2 separate regions of the Homo sapiens genome follow, and region 2 is linked to region 1. A link is an interaction called in ENCODE POLR2A ChIA-PET data of the cell type or tissue named here. Cell type or tissue: PC-9. All regions are shown on one strand.

Evidence for each region. ChIA-PET counts read pairs that join two places held together with the same protein. Peaks named below come from ENCODE experiments on the same cell type or tissue, not always from the same donor. Only the 100,000 strongest peaks of a DNase experiment are listed, where the experiment ranks them.
Region 2: POLR2A ChIA-PET joins it to region 1 with 26 read pairs; 2 of 35 experiments call an interaction of 5 or more read pairs at or near these places.

Annotation. Positions count from the first base shown.
Region 1 is chr17:76,720,876-76,724,875 of GRCh38, forward strand. JMJD6 (jumonji domain containing 6, arginine demethylase and lysine hydroxylase) reads right to left here. Exons shown (of 6, transcript NM_015167.3): 3 at 2,897-3,183; 4 at 923-1,058. Among named protein-coding and RNA genes, the nearest start is that of JMJD6, 3.7 kb to the right of the region's middle. In PC-9, no CTCF peak of the experiment used is centred here; no DNase peak of the experiment used is centred here.
Region 2 is chr17:78,292,834-78,296,833 of GRCh38, forward strand. No RefSeq gene overlaps it. Among named protein-coding and RNA genes, the nearest start is that of LINC01993, 16 kb to the left of the region's middle. In PC-9, no CTCF peak of the experiment used is centred here; a DNase peak (open chromatin) is centred at 2,138; H3K27ac peaks cover 347 bases.

The sequences.
Region 1 (4,000 bases):
AATCTTTCCTTTCCACAGCACAGCACATAATGATCAGAGTTGCATTGGTTAGATTCTATTTCTAAGAGTAGAAACAATTAGATTTGTAAGAAATACGAGGTGTCAAATAACAGAGATGGTCCCCCCTCACTGGGAGCGTAAAACTGAACTGAAGAGCAGCAGCCCTCCCCTTCAGAAACCTTATCTGGCATCCACTGTATCCAGTGACAAAAGACCTGTTGTATCATAAGGCCTGCGGTGTGACCAAATCACAGCACGCAGTGGCCTACGGGGCGGGGTAAGTGGGCCTCAGATGCCCAAGAGTCCAGGGAGAACAGAAGCCACCACCCTTACTGGCCCTCTCAGCAGGGAGGCTGAGCATGGAACAAGCCAGAATCCCTCTCTTACCCCGAGAGCTGGTCCCTCCAGGTCAGGGTTGGGACACAGTGGCACGGGGTGGCTGTGGGTGGCTTGCACTGCCGCTGCCCGTGCTGTATCTGTTCTGTGGATAAACAGAGGAGCTAAGTCTCCAGGGCAGTCACCTCACTCACAAGAACTGAAGGTATTAAGTTCAAATGGGAATAATGCTTCTAGGTAAGAAAAAGAAACAACCCAAATAAAACCCAAATAAAATGATTTTAGCTAGCGCTAGCTTTGAAAAACAAAACACAAAACAAAACGAGAAACAATCCCAATTATGACGTCTTGACTGAGTGGCTTGGATTCAACATGCAGAGTCTCACCCTGCCACCTCGAGGCTGGCGAACACCCTGAGGACTTGCCCTGACCTTGGCCCCTCTCTCCTCTACCCAGAGGGTCGGCAGCCCCAGCTTTGCCCAGGCCTGTGTACGATCAGCACACATCATCGCAGCAGTGGACTAGCCATTTTATCTCTGGGGTCGAAATTGAAACCAAGCAGAAATAAGAAAAAAATGACTCTCACCTATACCATTTCCTTGATAACTTTGGTCTCCCTCTTACCGTCTTGTGCCATACCACAGGGAAGTTGGTGCTGCTGGCAAAATTTTGGGTGATGGCGATAGTAGTGTCGAGATTGAGGACAACATGCCACCAGCCTCCTGAAATCCAACAAATAAACAGTTAAACAAGGTTTGATCCTATACCTAATTACTGTATAACACACACACCAGAAATTGGGAACTCCTACCCATAAGGGAGAGCCTACAGAGACATGATACAGGGTAGTTCCTTCTGATCCAGGGATTGCAAACAACTTGTTTGTGTAAATCAAGTTTTATCGGAGCACAGCCATGCCCACCTGGTGACGGATTGTCTAGGGCTGCTTTCCAGCTACAAGGCCAGAGTTGAGCAGTTGTGACAGTCTGGCTTACCTAAAATATTGACTCCCCGGCCCTTTATAGAAAAAGTTTGTTTACTCCTGTTAATCCAAAGCTATGACCAAAAGTGCAAAAGCATAAAGTTCTTCAGCCTCTACGAAGAGGACACCTACTTTAAATACACTTACCTTACTTTCCTTCACTTATCAAAGCGCAGTTGTCTGGTGTGGGATTTCCTGACTCAACACGGACAGTGCTATACTGCATCAAAAACCCAATTTAGGCTGCGCTTGGTGGTTCACACCTGCAATCCCAGCACTTTGGGAGGCTGAGGCAGGAGGCTTGTTTGAACCAAGGAGGCCAGCCTGGGTAACAGTGAGACCTCCAATTCAATTTACAGAATTAAACCCTGGCCGGGGGTGGTGGCTCACGCCTGTAATCCTAGCACTTTGGGAGGCTGAGACGGGTGGGTTGCCTGAGCTCAAGAGTTCAAGACCAGCCTGGGCAACATGATGAAACCCCGTCTCTACTAAAATACAAAAAATTAGCTGGGTGTGGCGGCATGTGCCTGTATTCCCAGCTACTTGGGAGGCTGAGACAAGAGAATCGCTTGAACCTGGGAGGAGGAGGTTGTAGTGGGCTGAGATTGTGCCATTGTGCTCCAGCCTGGGTGACAGAGCGAGACTTGGTCTCAAAAAAAAAAAAAAAAAAAAAAAAGAATTAAACCCCAATTTACAGAAACACAAACAAGCCGCTACACATACACAAACAAAGAAAAGTTGTATCTTTACATACAATTTTTTTTTTTTTTTGAAATGGAGTTTTGCTCTGTCACCCAGGCTGGAGTGCAGTGACACAATCTCAGCTCACTGCAGCCTCCTCTTCCGGATTCAAGTGATTCTCCTGCCTCAGCCTCCTGAGTAGCTGGGATTACAGGCGCCCGCCACCACGCCTGATTAATTTTTGTATTATTAGTAGAGACAGGGTTTCACCATGTTGGCCAGGCTGATCTTGAACTCCCGACCTCAAGTGATCCACCCACTTCGGCCTCCCAAAGTGCTGATATTACAGGTGTGAGCCACCGCACCGGGCCTGCATACAGTTTATCAGGTTTTATAGCCATATAAAATGTGAACAAGAGCTCCCAAAGTATGTGACACTATAGCTACATGTTACTGTCAGAGGTGAGTACCAGTTCATTTACCAGGCAGCATCCAAAGGATTTTTTGGACTCACTCTCTAACAGTTCTGCTCCAAAATGACAAAATATTGAAATCAAAGAATGTACTTTCTTTTTTTTTTTTTTGAGATGGAGTCTTACTCTGTCACCCTGGCTGGAGTGCAGTGGCACGATCTAGACTCACTGCAACCTTCGCCACCTGGGTTCACGTGATTCTCCTGCCTCAGCCTCCCGAGTGGCTGGGACTATAGGCGCCCACCACCACGCCCGGCTAATTTTTTTGTATTTTTAGTAGAGACGGGGTTTCACCGTGTTAGCAAGGATGGTCTCGATCTCCTGACCTCGTGATCTGCCCGCCTCAGCCTCCCAAAGTGCTGGGATTACAGGCATGAACCACCGCGCCCGGCAAAGAATGTACTTTCTTCCAGTTCATCTATACCTGGTACAAAGACAGTCTCTCCTGGTTTTTGTAAGATTTCCAGGGGTTTGAATTCAGGTGGCCAGGTTGGAAGCTGTGTCCGGGGATAAATAACATTAAACCAGGTAATAGCTTCGTCTTGCTGGTTCCCTCCTTCGTCTCGGGTCACTTTGATGAGTTCCCTGGGAGTGCTGGTAGGAAACAGGCACCAGCGCTTGTGGCCCTGAACTAAGGCATTCCAGGCACTGGTTCCCAGAGGGTCGATGTGAATCCCAGTTCCGGAGCGTGGTGGCCCCATCACAAACCACCTACAGAATGGAGATATCCAAGATGTGAAGTGTAATTTACTTACACACATACCACACAAAACAATAAGTTTTTAGTTTTTCTTTGAGAGTCTTGCTCTATCACCCAGGCTGGAATGCAGTGGCGTGATCTTGGCTGACAGTAACCTCTGCTTCCCCAGGTTCATGTGATTCTCCTGCCTTAGCCTCCTGAGTAGCTGGGATTACCGACGCACACCACCACGCCTGGCTAATTTTTGTATTTTTAGTAGAGACAGGGTTTCACCATGTTGCCTAGGCTGGTCTCGAACTCCTGGCCTCAAGTGATCACCTGCCTCGGCCTCCCAAAGTGCTGGAATAACAGGCTTGAGCCACCGCACCTGGCCAGGTTTTAATTTTATGTGATATGTCATCTTTATTTCAGAGATTATATAAATTCTGGTACACAGAAACACTGGGTGCATTGTTCATGGACTGATTCCTAACAAAATAAGAAAAATCAGCTGGGGCGGTAGCTCACGCCTGTAATCCCAGCACTTTGGGAGGCAGAGGTGGGTGCATCACCTGAGGTCAGGAGTTCAAGACCAGCCTGACCAATACGGTGAAACCCCATCTCTACTGAAAATACAAAAATTAGCCGGGTGTGGTGGTGGGCACCTGTAATCCCAGCTACTCAGGAGGCTGAGACAGGAGGATTGCTTGAACCCGGGAGGCGGAGGCTGCAGTGAGCTGAGATTGCGCCACTGCACTCCAGCTTGGACGACAGAGGGAGACTCCATCTCAATGAAGAAAAAAAAAAGAAAAAAAAAGAAAAATCACTAATGTGGTTTATTGCTGGACT
Region 2 (4,000 bases), 1.6 Mb after region 1:
ACCCAGGATACAGATGCACGGTGCTGCTGCAGCTGTCCTCCAGGCTGCCTTTTTTTTTTTTTTTTTTTTTTTGAGACAAAGTCTCACTCTGTCGCTCAGGCTGGAGTGCAGTGGCACGATCACAGCTCACTACAACCTCAACCTTCTGGGCTCAGGTGATCCTCCTACCTCAACCTCCCAACTAACTGGGACCACAGGTGCATGCCACCATGCCTGGCTTGTATTTTGTGTAGAGATGAAGTTTTGCCATGTTGCCGAGGCTGATCTCGAACTCCTGGGCTCAAGTGATCCACCCACCTCGGCCTCCCAAAGTGCTGGGATTTCAGGCGTGAGCCACCGTGACTGGCCCCATGCTCTTGGCTTCTAATCATAGACTTTGGGGCTCATTCAGATCACCTCTCATAGTGAACTTTTGTCACTTTCTTCTCCACCATCCACTTTACCCCAGGGATGAGCCTTCATTGGTCTAAGCCAGTCTGACTCTCTCACCCCCTTGGTTATAACGATATAGGATACATGTCCCAACCCGGGTCAGATGGCCCTATAAATAGGTTTCAGTTGCTTTACCTACAAGTAGTTCCTTTTTTTTTTGAGATGGAGTCTTGCTTTGTCACCCAGGCTGGAGTGCAGTGGCACGACCTTGGCTCACTGCAACCTCCGCCTCCCAGGTTCAAGTGATTCTCCAGCCTCAGCCTCCCAAGTAGCTGCAATTACAGGCGCACACCACCACGCCCAGCTAATTTTTTTTTTTTTTTTTTGAGACGGAGTCTGGCTCTGTCCCCCAGGCTGGAGTGCAGTGGCACAATCTCGGCTCACTGCAAGCTCCACCTCCCGGGTTCACGCCATTCTCCAGCCTCAGCCTCCCGAGTAGCTGGGACTACAGGCGCCCGCCACCACGCCTGGCTAATTTTTTAGTATTTTTAGTAGAGATGGGGTTTCACCATGTTGGCCAGGATGGTCTCGATCTCCTGAGCTCGTGATCTGCCCTCCTCGGCCTCCCAAAGTGCTGGGATTACAGGCGTGAGCCACCGTGCCCGGCCTACACCCAGCTAATTTTTGTATTTTTAGTAGAGATGGGGTTTCACCATGTTGGCCAGGCTGGTCTTGAACCCCTGACCTCCGCTGATCCACCCACCTAGGCCTGCCAATGTGCTGTGATTACGGGCGTGAGCCACTGCACCCGGCCAAGTAGTTCCCTTTCTGTTGCATTGGGACCTAGAGGCACATGGCCTGGGCCTGCCCAAGGGTGTCTTGTGACCATGAGGGAGAGTCTGCAGAGGACAGGGCCCCTCCCCGTGCAGGAGGGCCTGGCTAGTTGAGTGAGTCTCTGATGAGGCAGTGCCTCCGAGGGTCAGTCATGCTCAAACTCAGTGTGCCCCAAGTCCTGACCCCTGGTATTCTGGGCTATCACTGCCCAGGAAAACAGCACTCCAAACCCTGGCCTTCAGGCCTGTTCCTTTATGCTTATCGCTGGAATCCCTGGTCCAGAGGGTCTTCAAATCCACACAAGCCCCTCCTGCTTGGCCCTAACCCGATGGGTTAAGCGTTTCAAGGGAGGGCTTGAGAGGTCCCCAGGACATGCCTGGAGGGCCAATAAATGACCGTGAACGGTGGTGAGTGAGGCAGGTGGAGAGTGTGACCATGAAGAGCAGGGCAGACTCCCCAGAGTACTGTAGGGAGGCAGCTGCAGTCTGGATGAAGAGTACACGCCAAGGCCAATTGTGGTTGCTGGTGGGATGCAGCTGGGAAAGCGAGAGTGAGGACCCCAGACCCTGGCGGCTGCAATGCCTGGGGGCATGTGACATGGTGGTGAAGGGGGAATTGTGTGTTGATCCTACCCTGGCCGCAAGTCCAGGCTCACAGGCCATGGCCACTGACCACAGGAAGAGGCCTCCCTCCTTAAAGTCGGGAGAATATCCCAGAACTAAGGCTAGTCCTGCATCCTGGCCGGGAATCCCAGGCCAACACCCTCCCCGCGATCTTAGGTGCTTAGCAGCCCTGGCTGGTGACCCCTGGGCGGAGAGAGTACGGTAATTTGCAAGAAATCCAAGAAAGCCCTGGTGAGTGGTTGCTTTTCCTATGTTGCAACCATCCGCGAAGTGAATGCTGCTCTGTGTCTCTATTGTTGTTTTGATGGTGTTCGAGATGATGAGGAGAACCTGAGTCACAGCCTTTACGAGTCTGATTTCCTCAATTTACAGGAGCTGCCTACGCGTTCTGGAAGAATTCACATGCTGATTTGTAGGCGGCCTGGCCAGGTGCTTCGGAGACTCCAGCAGCATCGAAGGTGTGATTTTAGATCTGTACTCCCGAGGCTCTTGTGTTATTTAAGAAGGTCAGTGTGAGGCCGGGCGCGGTGGCTCACACCTGTAATCCCAGCACTTTGGGAGGCCGAGGCGGGCGGATCACGAGGTCAGGAGATCGAGACCATCCTGGCTAACACAGTGTAAACCCCGTCTCAACCAAAAATACAAAAAATTAGCCGGCGTGGTGGTGGGCACCTGTAGTCCCAGCTACTCGGGAGGCTGAGGCAAGAGAATGGCGTGAACCCAGGAGGCGGAGGTTGCAGTGAGCCGAGATCACGCCACTGCACTCCAGCCTGGGCAACATAGCAAGACTCCGTCTCAAAAAAAAAGAAAAAAAGGTCAGTGTGGTTAAATGCATAAGAAGTAATCAGTGTGTTAAATGTATGAGTTAATTGAGCATAGCCCAAGTGAAAGTGATTGTGTTTTCATATTAAAATTAGATTTATAAAGAGAATGCTAAAACTTGTTGGATTTTGGAATGCAAGGTCTAAGTAAAGGTAGGTTTTAATATTGACAACTTTTACACTTGATATATTGACTCTTTTTTTTTTTGAGACTAGACTCTGTTGCCCAGGCTGGAGTGCAGTGCTGTAATCATGGCTCACTGCAGCCTCAACCTCCCAGGCTCAAGCAATCCTCCTACCTCAGTCTCTCAAAGTGCTTAGACTACAGGTGCATGCCACCATGCCCGACTAATTTTTTAAAAAAAATTTTTAGCGAGATGACTTAGTGAGAGGTCTCACTAAATTGTCCAGGCTAATCTCAAACTCCTGGGCTCAAGCAATCCTCCCACCTCAGCCTCCCAAGTAGCTGGGACTACAGGCACGCACCACCACACCCAGATAATTTTCAATTCTTTTTTTTGTCGATAGGGTCTTACTATTTTGTCCAGGCTGGTCTCAAACTCCTGGGCTCCAGCAATCCTCCCACCTCGGCCTCCCAAAGTGCTGGGATTACAGGTATGAGCCACCGTGGCCAGCCTTGACTCAATTCAAATTCAAGTCACTAAGTCTTCCTTGGAAAGCACAAAACCTCCCCCAGGCATTAAAATATTCAAGTGACACAGAAAAGGGAGAGGTGAAGAGGAGCTACCACCTGGAGGAGAAGGTGGGCTCTGAGCCGGGCCTGGAGCCAGGCAGGGAGGTCTTCTTAGCACCCAGCAAGCTGCACCACCCAAGCACTGCCCTCTGCCACCCCACCTCTGCTGGCATGGAAACCTCCCTCTGGGGGTCCCTCTGGCTTCTTGGGTGGAGCCTCTTTTTTTGAGACAGTCTCACTCTGTTGCCCAGGCTGGAGTGCAGGGGCACAATCTCGCCTCACCGCAACCTCTGCCTCCCGACTTCAAGCGATTCTCCTGCCTCAGTCTCTTCGCATAGCTGAGATTACAGGCACCTGCCACCACGTCTGGCTAATTTTTGGGTTTCACCATGTTGTCCAGGCAGGTCTCGAACTCTTGATCTCAAGCAATCCACCTGCCTCGGCCTCCCAAAGTGCTGGGATTACAGGCGTGAGCCACCACGCCTGGCCTTGAGTCGAGTCTTGATGTCTCAATCACACTGCCCCAAATCCATACACTTGTTTATTCATTCAGCAAACAATAAAGCACCTGGACACTCCAGGTTCCATGCCAGGAGCTGGAGTTCACAGGAGAGCACAGGCCTCGGCCCTGGGGCTGAGTCTTGCCGCCTTCTTCA